Regions from separate parts of the Homo sapiens genome. Here region 1 is linked to region 2. Evidence: chromatin loops called from intact Hi-C (ENCODE). Cell type or tissue: PC-3. All regions are shown on one strand. Region 1 has its middle 120 kb from the start of LINC00299. Region 2 has its middle 83 kb from the start of LINC01814.

Region 1 (2,500 bases), 53 kb after region 2:
GAAATGGATAATGTGATTAGCTTTAAATGAAAAAAATCCATCATAAAATTGTCCCCCGGAGCATGTTTGTTGGAGAGGGTGGGACTGGGCTGGGTTGGGTGCTTGCTGGCAGGGCGTGTGTGGGGTTATCTTTTATGGTCTCCCTGGTGGGCTGTTGGCAGGTGGGGAAGTCAGCTGTCAGGGGAGGTGATTTGATCCCACCCTGAGATCCCTCCCGCTGACAGCCCTAATTACCTGCAATTCTCTCCTGAGGAGGGGTGAAGTCAGAGAGGCCCTGGGGGTGAAAATGAAAATGTTACCTGCACAGAAAAAAAACAAAAACATTAAACCATTTTCAGCTATTAGCAATGTATTTTATGTCATTCTCACAAATAACCAGCTGGCCTGGAAGGTGGCCTAGAAATAAATGAAAGAATGGAAGTCCATTCTGGCCACTTCTCCTTTCCTGCTTCTTTGCATGCACCTTTTCCTGCACAGACCTTAGGTTTTGCCAGATGAGGATGGTAGCCTCTTCCCCAAACTCCAAGTGTGTTTTCATTCCATGGCTGTTTGCTTGGTCTGGAACTGTTACCGGAAAGGGGTCCTGATCTAGACCCCAAGAGAGGGTTCTTGGATCCTATGCAAGAAATAATTTGGGGCAAGTCCACAGAGTAAAGTGAAAGCAGTTTATCAGAGAAGCAAAGAAATAAAAGAATGGAGTACCCTAGACAGAGTAGCCCTGAGGGCTGCTGGTTGGCGATTTTAATAGTTATTTCTTGATCATATGGGAAACAATGGATTGTTGGTGAGTTTTCCTGGAAAGTGGTGGGGATTTCCTGAAACTGAGGGTTCCTCTTCCCTTTGGACCATGTAGGGTAACTTCCAGACATTGCCATGGCATTTGTAAATGGTCATGGCACTGGTGGGAGTGTCTTTTAGCATGCGATGCTTTATAATGGCATATAATGAGCATTGAGGATGACTGTCTTGGTTTTGGTGGGTTTCGGCCAGCTTCTTTACCACATCCTGTTTTATCAGTGGGGTCTTTGTGACTTGTGTCTTGTGCCACCCTTCTGTCTCATCCTGTGACTTAGAATGCCTAACCTTCTGGGAATGCAGCCCAGCAGGTCTCAGCCTCACTTTACCCAGCCTGTATTCAAGATGGAGTCACTCTGGTTCAGACGCTTCTGACAGAACTCACTTGAACTCACCTTCTGGGACCTGATTTTGCTATTTCCTTCCTAGGAAGCTTTCTCAGATACCCCCAGGAGACTAACTGCTGCTTTCAGAGCTGTTTGCTTGTCTTCTAACGCTTATGGGAGCACAAGTGACTCATATTCATATGTGTATTCATTCAACAAATATTTACTGCCATCCTACCATGTGCCAGGCACTATGACACATATCTGGGATAAAAGGAGAGAACCAAGATCTAGTCCTTGGAGATGCCCAGATGACTGTGCCTTGAGTCTAATTCCAATTACATTGTGAGGCTGTGGGGACCCCTGGGCTCTGGGGGTCCTTCCCTGCAGGATCCAGTGGGGACAGCACTCCATTCTGGATGCTCTGGTTCTTCATCAGTAGAGTGATGAGGTTGGAGTAGATGGTACTTAAAGTGTCTTCCGGTTCTGAAATTCTGTGAACTGCGGTCACCTAAGGGAGGAATTAAAAAAAAAAATTATCTCTTAATTAGTAAAGTAAAATACTTTCTTTGTAGAAAGTTTTACATACAGAGAATCCAAAAGAAAAGAAAATCAGCATAATTCTACCACTCAGGAATAATCCCCATTAACCTTTTACTTTGATAATTTGTCTTTTATTTTGCATGTATTACTTGAACGAGCTCAAGAACAGCTACTTTTTTGTTTCCTGACTTGAATTCCCACAGGGATATTTCTTTCCCTCAGTCCATCTTCCCCTTCAACATGATTGTTATGGTTTAATATTACTGCTAGCCTTATTATAATCACTATTATCATTAAGTGGCATTTATCAAATATTGACAACAGACCAGGCACTATGTGGAGTGTTTTGTGTTCCTGAGACCTTTTAATTCCCCAGTGATCAGGTGAGCTAGGTGCTGTTGTTCCCATTTGACAGAGGAGGAATTTGAGCCTGACAGTGCTTAAGCAATTGGCTAAAGGTCATACCTTTGTAAGTGTCAGAGGTGTTTGAACCAGAGCAACTCCATCTTGAATAGGAGCTGGGTAAAATGTGGCTGAGACATACTGGGCTGCATTCCCAGAAGGTTAAGGCATTCTAAGTCACAGGATGAGATAGGAATTTGGCACAAGATACAGGTCACAAAGACCTTGCTGATAAAACAAGTTGCAGTAAAGAAGCTGGCCAAAACGCACCAAAACCAAGATGGTGATGAGAGTGATCTCTGGTCGTCCTCACTGCTACACTCCCACCAGCGCCATGACAGTTTACAAATGCCGTGGCAATGTCAGGAAGTTACCCTATCTGGTCCAAAAAGGGGAGGCATGAATAATCCACCCCTTGTTTAGCATATCATCAA
Region 2 (2,500 bases):
ATTACCCATTGATTGTAGGCTTCAGTAGATAGAGTCTAAGTTTTTTTTTTTCATTTTCCATTTTATCCTTAATACCTGTAGAGTGCATTTGGTATGCAGATGGTGCTCAATAAATGGTTTTAAATAAATTTGTAGAATAATAATATATATTTGAATAATAGTATACATCCAGGTTTGCAGCCTCCTGTCCTCATTTAAAGTTTTAATCTATTTTCCCACATTTTTACTGTATTTTTCTAAATAGCGTCTTTTAAATAAATGCATAGTTTAATGTACATATTTTAATGTACTTGCCACTTTCCTGTTGTTGAATATTTTAGACAATTTGCAAGTTTTTAGAATATAGTATATTCTCAATAAGTAATAAAGCAATGAACATCTTTGTGTAGAAAGGTTTTTTTCCCCATATTCTGGGGTATTTCATTTGGATGGCTTCCCAGAAGGTACTTAACAGGTCAAAGTACTGAACATATTTACTTCAAGTCCTTTGGCTATACATGGCTATAAGCGCCTTTTCAAAGTGTGTGCCGACTTATATTCTCATCAGCAGGATGAGTGAGTGGCTCAGGCAGGCAGAATGTGAGGTCTGGAATCCAAAGGCCTGGACTGATGTCCTGGCGCTGTCAGCCCCTTACAGGTGCTGTTGGGTAAGCTGCTTAAGTTCCCTGGGCCTCCGTTTCCCCTTATGTAAAGTGGAAGTGATGGCAATAGCTCACAGGACTGTGGTGAGAATCACATGAGCAAGAGTTGTGACAGTGCGTCTCGGACTGTCAGACTCTGAAGTGTGGGTTCTCTGGTGAAATGACTTACTATCCGGTAGGCATCAAGCCTGCAGCACCCCAGGACTCAAGAGGTATAGACCCCTGGCAGCCAGGGGCACAGCACCCAGAGACTCAGGGTTACAACACTTGGGACTCAGGTGTACAGTATCCTGGGGTTCAGTTGTGAACTGCCTTTGCTACCCGTGGCTGAAGTGTGCATTATCATCTGTACTACCTGGGGCTCAGGTGTGCGTCACCTGCATTACCTGGGGCTCAGGTGTGCGTCACCTGCATTACCTGGCACTCAGGTGTGTACTACCTGCGGCTCAGGTTCTCAGTACCTGGGACTTAGGAGTTTAGTCCTAAGAATCCCATGTTTTGATGTTCCTGCCCACCTCCTCTAGCCTGCTGAAATTTGAGCTACAGCTGCTCACATTCAAAAAACTGGAACTGTCTTCCAGTTCTAGTGACTCAGGTCAAGGTTTGCTCAACAGCCTGAGTACACAGGCTCGCTGTTCTGTTACTCGTGGCTTCTAACAAACTGTTTGCCAAAGGATTATGTCAAGAAACACTTGGAAGTGAGAGGTAATTTCTTTCTCTGGTTAAATACACTAGGTCAGAACTATCCTAACAAGTCTCTTCCCTCAGTTGTAGAGGAAAAGAAGGGTACGCAGGTGGTGAATTGCAGCGCTTGGTTGGCAAGGACTCAGCAACAGACAGGAACAAGACGAGCAGAGATCACAGGCAGAAAGGCGATCCACCTTCTAGGAACCTCTATTTCATTTCACCCTCCCTCCTTCCCTCCTTGCCTTCCCTCCCTGTGTTCTTTCACTCATTTATCCAGCATCTACATTGGTTAGAATACGTGGATTAGAAAATGCAACTCCTGCTCTTAGGGCCTTCTAGGCCTAGGAGGGGACATCAGAGTGAGGGAGTGGTGATGATGTAGTTGTGTGAGGGCTGGGACAGAGGGTGCTGGGCGCTAGGGAGCACAGAGACAGCCAGCCCCAGCTTCTCTTAAAGGTTCGGGGCACATGGGGGCCACATTTAAGGGATGTGCTGAGCAAAGGACAGTAGCATGGGATCCCTGTTTGTGTCAGGGGCCTTCCCACAATGAACTAATTGGGAGGGAGGTGAGGCCTGGCTCCTGAAGCTGTCACATGGCAGCAGCGGGATCTGAGGAGTACAGAGGGCTGGTGCCTTGGGGAAACCAGAAGCCAGCTGGCCCAAGGGCATCAAGTTCTACTTCTGGAGGCTGAGGCCAGCCATGAGCCCCGAGGCTCAAGAAGACCCCTCTGGCAGCTCACAGGTCCGAAGGGGATTGCAGAGGTTCTTTTATGGCTATGCAGAGACTGTGAAGCGCTTGTTAATTTCCCGAAGGAAACTGCGTGGCTGCTCCTGTGTGTTCTCCTCCCCTCTCACCTGGCTCATGTGATAGGAACAATGCTTTCCCAAGGCAGCGTGTGATGTGACCGGGGCCCCTTCCAGCATAAGAAGGGCTGCCTCACTGGGGTCTGTGCTGTCAAGCGCAGGACGCCAGTTGGCTTTCCTCTCTCCTGTTCTTTTGGCTTTCCACTTCACACTCCACACAAATGTGTAGGCAGCAGAGATCGCACGAGTATCAACAGAAAAGAGCATCAATAGCTACAGTATATTGATCACTTACTATGTGCCATGCACTGGGCTTGCAGGATGACATTTAGTTCCTAGGAGCAGCCCACAAATTAGCGATCATGACT

The links. Hi-C counts contacts between places; a loop is a spot of excess contacts. Peaks named below come from ENCODE experiments on the same cell type or tissue, not always from the same donor. Only the 100,000 strongest peaks of a DNase experiment are listed, where the experiment ranks them.
Region 1: it touches region 2 in a loop (5-fold over the local background); 2 of 110 quality-filtered maps call a loop at or near these places.

The regions. Positions count from the first base shown.
Region 1 is chr2:8,446,656-8,449,155 of GRCh38, reverse strand. No RefSeq gene overlaps it. Among named protein-coding and RNA genes, the nearest start is that of LINC00299, 120 kb to the right of the region's middle. RefSeq lists an enhancer at 857-2,056. In PC-3, no CTCF peak of the experiment used is centred here; DNase peaks (open chromatin) are centred at 1,315 and 2,225; H3K27ac peaks cover 2,127 bases.
Region 2 is chr2:8,499,517-8,502,016 of GRCh38, reverse strand. No RefSeq gene overlaps it. Among named protein-coding and RNA genes, the nearest start is that of LINC01814, 83 kb to the left of the region's middle. In PC-3, no CTCF peak of the experiment used is centred here; a DNase peak (open chromatin) is centred at 1,226; H3K4me3 peaks cover 365 bases; H3K27ac peaks cover 577 bases.